Linked DNA regions of Homo sapiens: region 2 is linked to region 1. The links are chromatin loops, found by intact Hi-C in ENCODE. Cell type or tissue: endothelial cell of umbilical vein. All regions are shown on one strand. Region 1 holds the start of CHD9NB (CHD9 neighbor). Region 2 holds the start of RBL2 (RB transcriptional corepressor like 2).

The links. Peaks named below come from ENCODE experiments on the same cell type or tissue, not always from the same donor. Only the 100,000 strongest peaks of a DNase experiment are listed, where the experiment ranks them.
Region 2: a loop joins it to region 1, with 2.8 times the contacts of the local background. A loop is called at or near these places in 13 of 110 quality-filtered maps.

The regions. Positions count from the first base shown.
Region 1 is chr16:53,051,892-53,059,891 of GRCh38, reverse strand. It overlaps CHD9NB (CHD9 neighbor), which reads left to right and starts at 6,995. Exons shown (of 3, transcript NM_001396020.1): 1 at 6,995-7,131. It overlaps CHD9 (chromodomain helicase DNA binding protein 9), which reads right to left and starts at 4,901. Exons shown (of 39, transcript NM_001308319.2): 1 at 4,815-4,901. RefSeq lists enhancers at 1,814-1,863, 4,514-4,563, 4,076-4,607. In endothelial cell of umbilical vein, a CTCF peak has its summit at 4,926 (motif pointing left); DNase peaks (open chromatin) are centred at 3,151, 4,111, 4,791 and 7,161; H3K4me3 peaks cover 1,305 bases; H3K27ac peaks cover 2,477 bases.
Region 2 is chr16:53,432,070-53,440,069 of GRCh38, reverse strand. RBL2 (RB transcriptional corepressor like 2) reads right to left here and starts at 5,599. Exons shown (of 22, transcript NM_005611.4): 1 at 5,274-5,599; 2 at 924-1,054. The coding sequence starts at 5,513. RefSeq lists an enhancer at 4,605-4,714 and a silencer at 5,325-5,544. In endothelial cell of umbilical vein, no CTCF peak of the experiment used is centred here; DNase peaks (open chromatin) are centred at 4,519, 5,149 and 5,619; H3K4me3 peaks cover 1,997 bases; H3K27ac peaks cover 1,868 bases.

The DNA of each region.
Region 1 (8,000 bases):
TTCTCATCAACATTACAAGAAACGACGTTACTTGGACTTACTGTACGTCATTTCGCTTAAAGTTGCAGTTTCTAAGAACCTAACGAGGACATTAATTGAGAATTTACTGCAGTTGCAACTGAAACCCTATGGTCCATAAAGCTCAAAATATTTACTCTCTGGACCTTTACAGAAAAAGTTTGCTGATGCCTGTTCACGGTCATTATCCTGCAGAGACAAGAGGCAGATTGAGGCCTGGCTGCCCCATGAGTGGGGAGGCCGATGCCCAGACCTAGTATTTGGGGGCAGTTTGAATCAGAACCTCACATTTCCTTTTGCCACATCTTTATGACCATGGTCATTACTCCCACCCTCTGCAAGTACCTAAGACTCTTTCACAGAGGAATTCATGTCTTTATACCAGTAATATTTTTTGACTAAATTTTTTTTCCATTTTTCTTGTTGTTAAAGATAGAGGTGGGGGTCTCACTATGTTGCCCAGGCTAGTCTTGAACTCTTGGCCTCAAGCATTCCTCCCACTTCTGCTTCCCAAAGTGCTGGGATTACAGGCATATGCCACTGTGCCCAGCCACCAGAAATATTTTTCTTTTTTAAAGGACATGAGAAATTTTCTTCTCCACACCCTGCCACTATCCCACGTGGTTTCATCGACGCTTGATCACTTTCACCACCACTTAGTTACTGATTTCTCCCCAGAACAAACCAAACCTCCAGCCCACGTCCTGAGATTTCTGATCAATACCCAAATGTTGGCCAGGTAAGGTAGATCATGCTTGTAATCTCAGTGCTTTGAGAGGCCAAGGCAGGAGAAACACTTGAGTCTAGGAGTTGGAGACCAGCCTAGGCAACACAGTAAGACCCTACTTAAAAAATTAGCTGGGCATGATGGTGTGCACCTGTAGCCCCAGCTACTTGGCTGGGTGGGAGGATCCCTCGAGCTCAGGAGGTTGAGGCTGCAGTAGCTATGATCATACCACTACAGGAGGCATGGGTGACAGAGCAAGACCCTGTGTCTTAAAAACAACAACAAAAGAAACCAAAAACCAACAAAACAAAACAAAACAAAAAACCCAAATGTCTGGTCAACATTAGATTAAGTTGGAGGGTGGGGGGTGTTGCTGCTTACCAGCAGTGCAACTTTGGGCAAGTCATTTAACAGCATGGAACGTCAATTTCATCATCTCTCAAAGGCGGAAATGATCCTGTCCAACCTGCCAGGATTACCGTGCTAATCGGATGAAATGAGAGCTGCCCACAAGACACTGAGCCGCCTGGCCCCAGCCTCTCTCCCTTTCACCACCACACTCCCTGCCCACTGGCTCTCCTTGAGTCCCCTGGCCTTGCCAAGCTCTTGGCTATCTCTGTACATGCTGACCTTTCTGCCAGAAACATCTTTTTCTAACCCCACCTTCTGCCTGGCAGATCAATGCATAACCTTTGTTTATGTGTGTTTCTGTTTAAAGATACCTTATAGGCCAGGTGCTGTGGCTTGAGCCTGTAATCCTAGCACTTTGGAGGCCAAAGTGGGTGATCACCTGAGGTCGGGAGCTCGAGACCAGCCTGGGCAACATGGTGAAACCTCGTCTCTACTAAAAATACAAAAATTAGCTGGGCGTGGTGGCATGTGCCTGTAGTACCAGCTACATGGGAGGCTGAGGCAGGAGAATCGCTTGAACTCCAGAGGTGGAGACTGCAGTGAGCTGACATCGTGCCACTGCACTCCAGCCTGGGAGACAGAGTGAGACTCCATCTCAAAAAAACAAAAACAAAGACAAAAGACACCTTATTTGATATATATTGTTGATATATATACATATTATTCATTAACACTGAACTCAGCCAACTGCACTATAACTCATGCCTGAACGAAGCTTACCTAACAGACAAGCTTTCTCTGTAAGGCACATCGCAGCCTTCTCATACTTAGGAACACTAGACAGCACGTCAACTGTACACTTGGGGCCATTTCAAACAGCGACATCACAAACAAAAACACACAAACATGCAAAAAATGTGGCACTAAGTACACCACAAAAGGGACACTTGTTTATAGCACAAGAGCTGAAACCAGAAAGCAGCGTGTCCTCCTGTTTGCCCTTGGCTGGAAATGTGCACGTTGGGTGACTCAACTTTTTCACTATTCTACGTGCATCCATATATGACTGTGAAAGTGTCATGGATATTGATTTGGAAGTTACGCAGACATTATTTTTCTTTTTTCTTTCTTTTTTTTTTTTGAGATGGAGTTTCGCTGTTGTTGCCCAGGCTGGAGTACAATGGCGTGATCTTGGCTCACTGCAACTTCCACCTCCCAGGTTCAAGCAATTCTCCTGCCTCAGCCTCCCAAGCAGCTGGGATTACGGGCTCTTGCCACCACGCCCAGCTAATTTTTTGAATTTTTAGTAGAGACGGGGTTTTGCCATGTTGGCCAGGCTGGTCTCGAACTCTTGACCTCAGGTATCCACCCACCTCGGCCTCCCAAAGTGCTGGGATTACAGGCATGAGCCACTGCACCCGGCCTTTTTTCCTCTTTTTTTTTTTAAATGAGCCAAGGTCTCTCTATGCTGTCCAGGCTGGTCTCAAACTCCTTAGCTCAAGTGATTAGGCTGGTGTCAAACTCCTAAATTCAAACTCCTAACCTCACACCTCAGTCTCCCAAAGTGCTGGGATTACAGGTGTGAGCCACCACACCCGGCCACAAACATATTTTTTTAAAAATTCTTTAATTATATAATTTTTAAAATAAAGATATAGGGTCTTACTGTGTTACCCAGGCTGATCTGGAACTCCTAGCCTCAAGTAATCTTTCTGCCTCAGCTTCCCAAAGTACTGGGATTATATGCATGAGCCACCATGCCTGGCCACAAACAAATTTTTTTTAAGAATTATTCAATGTGTATAATTTTTAAGCAAACAGGGCCTTGCTCTGTTGCACAGGCTGATCTGAAACTCCTAGCCTCAAGCGATCCTCCTGCCTCAGCCTCTCAAAGTGCTGGGATTACAGGGAAGAATTTGCAAATTTAGAACTTGTGAATAATGAGAATCTACTGCACTTTCTTCCTGTTTCTCTCATTCGGGGCTGGCTGAATTCTGTCTTACTCATATTTTATCTCTAGCATCTGGAAAACTGCCTGGCCCACAGTAGGCTCTCAATAATAAATGTATTTCCAATGAGCGAATGAGTCAATTCAGTGGAAGTGCTCAGCTCACAGCAGTGATAGCTAGTGTTTGTGAAGACACACCACGCGCCTGCCCCGTGCACGCTGTCCTGGTCAACAAGGGAAACAGCAGAGTATTGTTCTTTTGCACCTGAGCTCAAGAGCAGACTGCCTGGGTTCAAATATGGGACATGCTTCTTATTAATTAATTATATAACTTCGAGCAAGATCATTGGCCTCTCTGAGCCTCAGTTTCCTTGGCTATCAAATGCAGTATTCATAGTTCTACCGTGGAAGTTATGGTCAGGAGTCTAACTTGGCCCTGCACAGAAAGCCTCTAGCATAGGGTGAACCCTTAGTAAACAGTAGCTTTTATTGTGAATAATTCCCAAGGCAACCCGATTTTCACACCCATTTTGCAGATACAAAAACTGAAGCTGAGGATGGTTCAGTGAGTTTCCAAGGTCACAAAGGAAGGGCTGCCTATGGGGGGGAATCTATGCCCATGTTAGTAACACTGCTGTTATATAAACATAAGGGGTCAGCGGGGCGCAGCGGCTCATGCCTATAATCCCAGCACTTTGGGAGGCCGAGGCTGGAGAATGGCTTGAGCCTAGGAGTTTGAGACCATCCTGGGGAATATAGTGAGGCCCTATCTCTATAAAACAAACAAACATAAGGGCTCATTTTTACTAGTTGTAAAAGGGCCCTTTTACTAGTTGTAAAAAAGGCTCGTTATAAGGCCTCTCACTGCCTAATCAGCTAGGTTTGCCAAAATGAGGAAGACAGCTCCAGCCAGTCTCCTGATCTTCTCTGGGATCAGGGTGGGGAGGAACCCCCTTCCTACCCATAAACCCCTAAGAGTCTTCGCTCACATTCCACACTGGTGTCTTTCTGTTCCTTGTCCACTTTCGAGTTCAACCCTTTCAGAACCAGCCCTACTGTGGGGGGTGGGGGATGGTTAGTTTGTTATCTTGGGTTTGACAGTACAAAGGCAGAGGCATTTCCTGCTTAAAAGGCACATGAGAAAGGAGGAGGAGGGCGAACTGGAGGAATAGGAGGAGGAGGGAATCATCAGCATTCTGGGTTAGAACAAACAAATGTCCTCCGTTTTTCTCCAACTCCTTAGATCAAGGGTCCTCAAATTTGGCTGCCAGCTGGAATCTCTTGCAAACATTTTAATACCCAGATGTCCAGTCCCCCACCCAGACCAATCACATCTGAGTCTCTGGGGGGGGGCGGGGGTGGAACTAGGGCATCGGTATTTTTTTAATGCTTCCCAAGCAACGCCAACGGGCAGACAAGTTTAAGAAGTGGTGCTCTGGACCTTATCAGCACTCGGCTGCCACCCTGGAGTGGCTCTGGGCGACAGTGGCTGCTTTCCGCTTCGAGGACGCCCGGCTTGGGGATTCGGGCATGCTCTGGGAGGCGAGGGCTGGGGAGGATGCGAGCGTGCCAGCGACCTGGTGCTCTGCCTTGCTCTAGGCCCAGCTCCGAGGCTGCGGGTCTCTGGGTCCCCCCCACGGCTACAACACGTGCTGCCGCCCCGACTCCTCCGGTTATCTCTGCAGACCGCAAGCGGTGCCCAGCGGCCGCCCCGCTGTCCACCCCGACCTCAGAGGCTCCAGGGAGACGCCCGGGGCTCAGGAATCCTACCTTGGCTGCCGGCGCTGCCCTCCAGTCCCCGGAATCCTGGGACTCAGGTTCGAGCTGTCGCTGTCGCTGTCGCTGCGCCTGTGAAGCGCCCACTAGAGCGCAGGCGCCACCTAGTGGGCGCGGGGCGGCTGCGCAGGGACCGCGCTGGCAGGCGGGAGCGCAGTCCAGGGCGGAAATGCAGCCAGGGCTTCTTCCCACGTGGGCGGTTTTCCAGCGCGCCGCCAGCCCTGTGGCCAGATCCGGCCTGGGGCGGGACCACCTTCACCCGCTGCGGGGCACTGGGATCTAAACTTGGTGAACTTTCTCTTGGGGCACGGAGGGACCCCTCGGCCTGGTATCCATCCTCCGGTTTTCCGGGCTGAGCACAAGGATCTTTCCCTTCATCCAGCAGCTTTCAGTGCACCCCACCTTTGGCACTGCTTCTCTTTTAAATGTGCTGGGACCATCCGAGGCTGGGGTTCTCTCCAACCCAGGGAGGCCCTTCGCCTATCAGCAACCATTTTTTCCTGCCACCCCCTAAACCGTCCCTGAATGAGAGAAACAGCCTGCTCTGCTGGCTTGCTCTACAGAGGCCAGGACTGGTGGAGGATGGGTGTGTGCCAGCGACCTCGTGCTCTGCTCTGCTGGAAGGCCTTCTCTGAGCAGTGGAAGGGGAAGGGGCGGCTTAAGGGAATTGTGTTTTTTGTTTTTTGTTTTGTTTTGTTTTGTTTTTGTAGAGACAAGGTCTCTCTATGTTGCCCTGGTGGCTCTTGAACTCCTGGTCTCAAGCGATCCTCTCACCTGCAGCCTCCCAAAGCACTGGGATTACCGGAGTAAACTATGGCTCCCAGCTGCCTGGTATTCTTTCAATGAAGACATGCCAAAACGCTTACAAATATGGTGGACATTTAATGGTTTATATTTCATTTATGTCTTCATTTAACAACGATTAACTGAGCACCTACTATGTGCCACTTTTCTACAATCAAGGGATACAATGAAGAACAAAACACAAAAATCTCTGCTTTTGTTGAATTCACATTTAATGTAACACATGAATACTTTTAACACACCCAACGATCTAATGCAAAGCGATTGAGCTCGTTGTGAGATAAGTAGAGGATTTATTAAAAATATCTATATTTAGGGCCAGGCACCGTAGCTCACGCCTGTAATCCCAGCACTTTGGAAGGCTGAGGCAAGAGGATCGCTTGAGGTCAGGAGTTTGAGACCAGCCTAGCCAACATGGCAAAACCCAGTCTCTACAAAAAATACAAAAATTAGCCGGGCGTGGTGGCAGGAGCCTGTAATCCCAACTACTCCAAGGCTGAGGTGGGAGAATCCCTTGAACCCGGAAGGAGGAGGTTGCAGTGAGCTGAGATCGCACCACTGCACTCCAGCCTGGGTGACAGAGTGAGACTCTGCCTCAAAATCAATCAATCAATCAATCAATCAATCTATGTTTAGGGCGCCAAGGGCAGACATTCCTGGTGATGGATATAAGCATTACAGAGTTCTATGGGAACGTCTTCACGTTTTCTTGTAATCCTGGCAGTTTATCTCTGTGGCAACATTTGGAGATAATGCCTTCAGTGGAAATTTCAGGTGATTTGTGAAAGTTAGGCCTGCAATCCTCCTTTCCCCCTCCCCCCGGCCCCCACTCTGCTCCCCCAGGACGCTCTGTCATTGTTCTAGCCCAGTGTGAGTTTGTGTGTGAGTGTGTGCCTATTTAACCTTTGGACTCTCTGTACTGGTGTAATCTGGTCAAAGTGAATATCAAGGGCAGAGGAGGACAAGGAGGAGCAGGAGGAGAAGGAGGATGAGGAGCAGGAGGAGGAGCAGGAGGAGGAGGAGCAGGAGAAAGGAGGAGAAGCAGGAGCAGGAGGAAGAGGAGCAGGAGAAGAAGGAGCAGAAGGAGGAGGAGCAGGAGGAGGAGAAGGAGGAGGAGCAGGTGGAGGAGGAGGAGCAGGAGGAGGAGAAGCAGGAGGAGCAGAAGGAGAGGAGGAGCAGGAAGAGGAGGAGAAAGAGCAGGAGGAAGAAGAGGAGGAGAAGCAGGAGGAGGAGGAGGAAGAGCAGGAGGAGGAGGAAGAGCAGGAGGAGGAGCAGGAGGAGGAGGAGAAGGAGCAGGAGGAAGAGGAGGAGAAGCAGGAGCAGGGGGAGGAGGAGGAGGCAGAGCAGGAGGAGGAGCAGGAGGAGGAGGAGGAGGTGTCATCTGTGGACAATACCTGGAAGGGCAAGGGGTGGTGGGTGTCACTAAAAGGAACCAGCCCCAGCTACTTCACTGCAGGCTGGTGCCCTGGTGAAGGTGAATCAGTCAGAGGAGTGCTGACTGCCCATGGTAAGTACCAGCTGCCAGACAATTTCCCATTCTTTCACTTTAAAGTGTCTGAGTCATGTCCAGACCATTCTTGCCCCATCTTTGCAACAGCTCCCTCCCCACCACTGTGCCCCAAAGCATGCCTGGGCAAAGTCCTAGATTACAACCTCTGGATTCTGGCATCACCTGATGAGATTAAGTCTTCCTAGTGACTTTCTCTTCTGAGTTCTCCTGGCATTTTTCTCATTCTGCTAATCACAGTGTTTCTGGAAACTGCAGAGTTATCAACAGATCTGTTTTCTCCATGGAAAACAGGAGTTTTGGTAGGCTGAAGTATGTAAATAACAATAATAAAATATTTATAACGTGTTAGACACTAACAGTTTTCTTTAAGAGATGGGGTCTTGTTCTGTCATCCAGGTGATCATTGTTCATTGCAGCCACAAATTCGAGCTCAAGGGATCTTCCCACCTCAGACTCCCAAGTAGCTGGGACTGCAGGCATGTGCCACCATGCCTGGCTAATTTTTAAATTTTAATTTCTTTTTTTTTTAAGAGATGGGGTTTATTGTTTTTTTTTTTTTTTATGTTGCTCAGGCTGGTCTAGAACTCCTAGCATCAAGCATTTCTCCCACCCCAACCTCCTAAGTAGCTGGGATTATAGACACAAGCTGCCATACCTGGCTCATGCACTAAGGATTTTAGATTGACAATTTAGTTTAATCTTCACAGTAATCCTACAAAGTAGGCACTGTTACTCTCCCCACTTTCTCAGCGAAGAAACTGAGACTTGCGATGTTTAAGTAACTTGCCCTAGGTAGAGGAGTTAGCAAGTAATGTACCCAGAACGTGAATCTGGATTATCTTATTCCAAGGCACATGCCCTGAACA
Region 2 (8,000 bases), 380 kb before region 1:
CACACCTTGGCCTCCAAAAGTGCTGGGATTACTGGGATTACAGGTGTGAGCCACCGCCCCCAGCCTGCTAATTATTTTAATAGTAACCTTCTTTTTTTTTTTTTTTTTTTTTTTTGGAGACAAGGTCTTGCTCTGTGGCCCAGGCTGGAGTGCAGTGCTGCTCCATCATTCAGGGCTCAAGTGATCCTCCCATCTCAGCCTCCCAAGTAGCTAGGCCTGCAGGTATGCACAACCACACCCAGTTAATTTTTTTATTTAGTAAGTGATTTTTTAACCATTAACTCCATAAATTTTGACAGTGGTAATTTCCCCCAAAATGCTAAACATCATTTTTCCACTTATCTTTAATAAGCCATGTAAGAAAATTCACCTAAAAGGCACAAAAAATAAATGTAATCAATTTAATTACACAACAGATAAAGCAATTTCTGCCTCTTCTTTTAAACATATTTGACCCTTTCTAAAATGGATTATAATCATGTCATTTATCCTCCAAACAGGAAACTGAGAAATACTTACATGTTCCATTTATATTAAGACCACAAGTCCTGTGCACATATTTCTAAGTATAATAGCAAATAATATTTTATTTACCTTTTCAACTTGGAGTATCTCCTAAAGTTTCTCAATATCCTTCATTTCTCCCAATATTACACAATGTCCTAAACTTTAAAAATAAATTCTGCCATACAAGTGCCTAAAACATTAAAATTTAAATATTTTCACCAAAGAAGTAAAATATAATGGATATTAACTGTGATATAAAGAAAGGAAAATCATTAGATGCTAGTTTTAGCATCTAATTTCACCAGTCCACAGGTACAAATGCTCAGAAAATGATAAACAGAGATAATTCTTACTATCACTATGATTTATGAGCTTACATTAGCCATACTCTACTTGTCAAACTCTAACATAGTTACCTCTGCTCTGAACATTTCAGGATTCTAGTTAAAGATACATAGTTTCCTTCCACTGTCCCTTTGCTTACAGTTGGAACAGATTTTCTGCAAGCCACATATAAGGCACATGCTAACCAATGAAGATCATTTCCCTGTAAAAGAAAAGAAAATTGATTTTTAGTTAAAAAGCTACATATAAATATTTCAATATTTTTAAAAGTATGTTTAAATTGAAAGTGTTGTTTATATTTTTGTGGGAAACTTAGTTTCAATGATGACCCTATCTCATACGCTCTTTTTTTTTTTTTTTTTTTTTTTTTTTTTGAGATGGAATCTTGCTCTGTCACCCAGGCTGGAGTGCAGTGGCGCAATCTTGGCTCACTGCAACCTCCACCTCCCAGGTTCAAGCACTCCTCCTACCTCAGCCTCCCAAGTAGCTGGGACTACAGAAGTGCGCCACCATACCTGGCTAATTTTTGTATTTTTTGTAGAGACAGGGTTTTGTCATGTTGCCCAGGCTGGTCTTGAACTCCTGGCCTCAAGTGATCCATCCGCCTTGGCCTTCCAAAGTGCTGGGATTACAGGTGTGAGCCACTGTACCCAGCCCCGTAGGCTCTTCTTATAATGTGACATTAACATTATTCCACTGAGAGGTAGAGAGGGTTCCCTCACCTTGGACCTGGGCAAGGGTCTGCGTTCCCTCACACTGATTAACTGTCTCTATCAATAATTGCAGAGGTAGAAGTGAAACTATGTAATTCTAAAAGATTATACAAGGCAGTATAGATTCCACTTGGTTCTCTCTCTTAGGACATGTGCCTTCGGAGTCCTGAACCAACATGTAAGAATTTAGCTACCCTGGATCACCATGCTGGTGAGACCACATGGAACAAACATACAGAGATGCCCAACGAGCTCCAGCTGTGCCAGTACCTAGTTGCTCAAGTCTTCCAGGTGAGGTACCAGTCATTTTGACGCAGAAACATGACATCCACACTGTCCCCAGCCTGAATTCCTTACTCACAGAACCTGTGACCAAAACAAATTGCTTTCTGCCCCTAAGTTTTAAGGCAATTTGCTATATAGCCATAGTAATGCAAACAATATTATTGTTTATTTTTATTTATTTTTTATTTTTTTTGAGATGGAGTCTCACTGTGTCACCCAGGCTGGAGTACAGTGGCTCCATCTTGGCTCACTCCAAGCTCTGCCTCCCAGGTTCACACCATTCTCCTGCCTCAGCCTCCTGAGTAGCTGGGACTACAGGTGCCCACCACCACGCTCAGCTAATTTTTTGTATTTTTAGTAGAGACTGGGTTTCAATGTGTTAGCCAGGATGGTCTTGATCTCCTGACCTCGTGACTCGCCCACCTAGACCTCCCAAAGTGCTGGGATTACAGGCGTGAGCCCCTGCGCCTGGCCTATTGTTTATATTTTTAATCTTGCTCAAAATCTAGAAAAGTGATAGAAATACAAAATTAAGCTTGAATGGATATTCAGCCACTAATTTTATACCTAATCAAAACACATACATGAATACATAAAATTTATTTGTATAACCAAATGAGACTATTGTGGATCCACTACCAGATATCATTCAAAAATAATAATTTTTAAGGCATTGTTTGTAAAAGATCGTCACAATTCTTTTTACTCAAGAAGTGATACAACTTTCCTCTCCCTATAAAAGCGAGGAAGGATGGAAGATGTCCTTTAGCTTCAATGTATTCATTACTGGTCTAAATGAAAATGAGAAGAACTGGAAATTCTTCCTTTTTTCACATTTACACATAGACTGTCTTACAAACCCACTTATATGTATCAATAGCATAGATGTTCTTTTGTAAAAAAAAAAAAAACAGCCAAGATCTGTGTATCACATATATCTCTGGGAGATGGTTTCATAATATTCTTGATTTATGATGTAAAAGCAAATTTAGATGCATAACTACTGCATTTCTCTACTATATCAATATCTCTTAGAAAGCATAAAGTTAAGTCGGTCACAGCATTATCCTCTGCTTCAATAAAGGGTTTAAAAGATAATCTATAATGTTCTATTTTGGCTCTAGAAAATTCACAACTACTTGGATGGTGGAGGGAGAAAAAAAAAAAGAAAAAAAATAGAAAGTTTACAACTATATCGTTCCTAAAAAGAAGAATTAGTCTTGTGAGAATTTTACAGTGCTTAGATGACAAAATGGAGCGCGAAGCTCTTTTAAATAATTTATGCAAAGAGTAGACTCTGTGCCTAGTTTATCTTTGGTCCTAAAAAATATATGTTGAAAATTCCATAATACTAAAAAAGTTATCCTCAAAATTAACATCTCATGGTCACATCTTCTAGGGTCAAATAGATCTGGTTTCAAATTCCGGCTCTGCCATACAGTAGCTATAACACAGTGGGGAAATTACTTAACAGTCTCAGAGGCTGCATTTTCTTGGCTGAGGACTGTGAGAATGAGTTACAGGTTAAAAATGCACAGAAAATACAAGAAATCAAGTTAAAATTCCATAACCAGTATTCTGTATTAAACATCATAAGAGCTTTATTTTCCCTTGCACTCCCATGAGAATGACATCCCATATTGTCACAGCGTACCTCACTGTAAGCCCCACAAGAGCAGGTTTGCTGCTCTATATCCAGCACCTAGAACAATGTGTAGCAAGTAATAGGTGCTCAAGAAATATTTGATGAATATTTTACTGAGTAAATCATTTACTGAATAAACTGGGCTAAGAAGCTGAAACTAAAGTCTCAGTAATCAAAAGAATTGAGTAATCAAACATGTTTTCAAAAATAATTTACTAACCAGCTATTACGTGATACTTGCTCATGTATCACTAGACTTCATACAACTTAACTGCTATGAGTTGAAATACCTCAAATAAATGGCGATAATGCTTGTTCTATCTGATTTACAGGATTATCTTGAGGGTAAAATAAGAGCTTGTTTGGAAGCCTTTAAGGCCATTTACCAAAAAAAAACCCAAAAAACAAAAAACAACATAAAAAGCCAACCAGTCCTTCTCTTTGCCAGACTACAGAAAGGCACTGAGAGATGAATAGGAACATAGCTTACTCAGCCAGATCATGTAAATATACAAAGAGCTTAGTAAACTTGAAAACACTGTCCATATGGGTGCTTTATGTGCCAGAAACTACATTATTGCCTTATTTAATCTTCAGAACAGCTCTGTGAGGTAAACACAAATATCTCCAGTTTAGAGATCACCATACTGAACTTTTCCAGCGGTTTCAGGTCTGTCGGGTTCTAAAGCCACCATACACTATCTTCTGCAGACCTAACAATTCAAAGAGGGAACTAGTAATTGAATTAAAATTCTATTAATGCAAATACAAATTAAAAATAACCTCACTCATCAGTACACATAGCCAAAAACATCATATTTAAATAATACCTTGGTTAGGCTTTGCATCCTGGACCTATTTGCCCGACTCTTTCTACAAATTAATTATAAAACGACTTGAGAAATCAAATGGCCTCAGGTTTAAATGCCACACACACAGTCAAACAGCTGATAAACAATCCGTACTTCCGTGTCACTTCCCATTGGCCCATGAAGGGGAGGTGCATACAAAGCTGACACTCACTGGCTAGAATGGCCATTTTTCTCATCTGCAAGCCCTGTCCGAAGGCTGCGACCTAACACACCCGGATCGCAACAACAACAGGAGTCCTGTGCAATGCCCGGGGTGACCAAAAAGCCCTCGAGGTAGCCACAGTCCTGATCCTAGTGACAAATGGGGGCATGTGTCTACATCCGGGTCGGCGGAGGGCTCATTTCATCTGGCCTGGGGGGAAATGAGTATTAATTTGTTTACACAGACGTAAACACAGCCCAAAACGCATCAGCACGTTGACTCAAACGCCCGCAACGCCAGGGCAAAGGCAATTTGGTTAACAGGGGGAAGCGAACAGACGGAGACGCCTGGAGACCCAGGTGCCACAACCCGGTTAATCGCGGTGCAAATAAGGGCAAGTCCCCTCCCCTTGTCCGTGTGGTCTTGACAACGACACTAGTTCATTCTACTAACAAGGCGGGCGGGGGGTCAGATGGGCCACACACACCCATTTTCCTCAACGGGACCCCAGCGCGATCTCAGCCTTGCTGTGCTACTTTAGGGCAAGACGCGTTCCCCATTCGGAAGCCGCAGGAAAGCGCGGCGAGAGCGGGTTAGCCCTCGGAGCGGCTAAGAGCCTCGGAATAGCGCAGAGGAAGTCCCCACCCCTCTCGGGGCTGGGAGCCCGCAACCCGCCCGAGAGTCTCTCGAGGCGCGCGACGCGGCTCGGAAGGCACCGGTTCACGCCAACTAGGCCGGAAGCGCCCCTCCGCCCGCGAGCGCACCTCCAGCGTGTAGCTTTCGCTCATGCTGCGGTAGCTGTCCCAGGCCTCGGCCCGCGCCGCCTCGTCCATGTTGAGGCGGCTGCACAGCTCGTCGAACCGCTGCTGGATCTGAGGGGTGGGCGACTCGGCAGGCGGCGCGGCGTCTTCCGCCTCGCCGTCGTCCTCCTCCTCCTCATCCGAGGCTGCCGCCGCCGGAGGGGGAGGCGGGGGCGGTGGCGACTGGTCACCTCCCGACGGCATAGCGCACCCCTGGGCGGCCGGACCTCAGGTGAGGTGAGGGCCCGGGCCCGCAGCCATTCAAACGGCGAAGCGCCCGCCCGTCCGCCGCCCGCACCGCGCCTGCGCCGCCGCAAACGACGCTGACCGCCTGCAGGCACCCGTAGTCTTGAGCACGGGCTGCTGGGAAACGTAGTCCAGGCCGGCGGTTCAAGGGGGCCAAAAATCATGTTTAAAAAAATTAGCTCCCCTAGTTTCACCAGGGGTGAAATAAAAGCACCTTCCCCGCATTTTAAACACGTACCTCCCCACCGTGAGAACATTCAACAGGGCTGTACTGACGAGAAAATGTCCAAAAGACACTGACGTGTGAAGGTTTCGTATCCAGGCTGTTCCCAGAAGTAAAACTTCCTCATCGCCTGGATATCCTTATCTAAAAAATAGGGATAATAGCAAGGGCCTGTCTCTGTACGTTCACGAAACTGCCTTTGCAAAAATCCTAACAGTGAGAAAGTTATGACAGTGCAAGGGATCTGACCTAAATGACTCCACGCTTCTCACTTCCGAGCTGCCCTTGTTCATTCCTGGGCGAAGACCTAACTAACTACAGGAGGAATTTAATTTCTAATTTCACTTTGAAACAAAGATTGTAACAGTCCTTTCCAAAAACAAACCCCATTCTTGCCTGGGGATCAGTCTGCCTTTGTAGAACTAACAAATTAGCCACAAGATTAGAAATTATGATTTAGGAGGCTTGCAGCCAGAGGCTATAAGATTCCTGACCTCCCCAATTGCTCTCAGGGATAACATCACTATTGTAAAACCTAAGATTGGTGCTGGAGATACTTTTCAGACCGCGCATTCCGATGCACTAGCTGGCGCCACTCAGACCATAATCTGGCTCAACAAGTTCTGCAATTCCACTCAGTAACAGAAGACAGCAAGAGCCCACTTCAACCCCCTGTGATTTCACCTCCCACCTGACAAATTAGCATTCGCCAATCCCTGGCCCCCTACCCGCCAAGTCATTCTTTAAAAACCCCAGTCTCCGAATTTTCTGGTAGGCTGATTTGAATAACCAAACTCCTGTCTGCCGTTCAGCTGGCTCTGCGTGAATTAAACTTTTTTTTTTTTTTTGAGACAGAGTCTGGCTCTGTTGCCCAGGCTGGAGTGTAGTGGCACGATCTCGGCTCACTGCAACCTCCGCCTCCTGGGTTCAAGCGATTCTCCTGCCTCAGCCTCCTGAGTATCTGGGATTACAGGTGTGCGCCACCGCACCCAGCTAATTTTTGTATTTTCAGTACAGGCAGGGTTTCACCATGTTGGCCAGGCTGGTCTCGAACTCCTGACCTCAAGTGATCCACCCACCTCGGCCTCCCAAAGTTCTGGGATTACAGGCGTGAGCCACCGTGCCCAGCCAATTCATTTTATTTCCAATTCTCCTTTCTTTATTTTAATTTTTTAAATTGCCAATCCTTGATTTATAAATGGGCTTGATATAAAACATTTTCCAGATTGAGGAGCAATCTGAGGATTGAGCAATTTGAGGATTCAGAAGGCATTACTGTTTTGCTATTTTTGTTTTGCTTGGTGGGATATGTAAACTGACAGAGGGAAAAGTGCTGGGACAAAAGTAGGGGCTTATGGAAGGTATAATGACAGGCGGGAGGACAGGAAATGGAACTCTGAAGATAGGAGAAAATCAGGTAGACAGGTAACAGGATATTTCAGGAACAATTTTGAGACAATGGAACCCTCTTAAGAAAACCTTAGTAAAATTCACAGTAATCAGCAATGCTTTTGGAGTTGGCTAAGTGATGAGTCTCAAGGTGACTATGGGGCAAGAACAGAAGTTGAACACAAATGGTTTAGAAGTATCTTAAGTATATAGGCTGGACGTTGTGGATCACACCTGTAAATCCAGCACTTTGGGAGGTCAAGGTGGGAGGACTGCTTGAGTACAGGAGTTCGAGACCAGCCTGGGCGACATAGTGAAACCCTGTCTCTACAAAAAATAGAAAAATTAACCCAGAGTGGTGGTACACGCCTGTAATCCTAGCTACTTGGGAGACTGAGGTGGGAGGAACGCCTAAGCCTGGGGAGTCTGCAGTGAACTGTGACCATGCCACTACAGCTTGGGCAACAGAGACCCTGTCTCAAAAAAATAATAATAAATAATTTGGCAAGGCGCGGTGGCTCACGCCTGTAATCCCTACACTTTGGGAGGCCAAGGCGGGCAGATCACTTAAGGTTAGGAGTTTAAGACCAGCCTGGCAAACATTGTGAAACCCCATTTCTACTAAAAATACAAAAAATTAGCCAGGAGTGGTGGCTGGTGCCAGTAATCCCAGCTACTCAGGAGGCTGAGGCAGGAGAATTGCTGGAACCCAGGAGGCAAAGACTGCAGTTAGCTGGGATCATGCCACTGCACTCCAGCCTGGGCGACAGAGCAACTCCATCTCAATAAATAAATAAATTAATAAATAATAAGTGTATTAAAATCTTAGTATT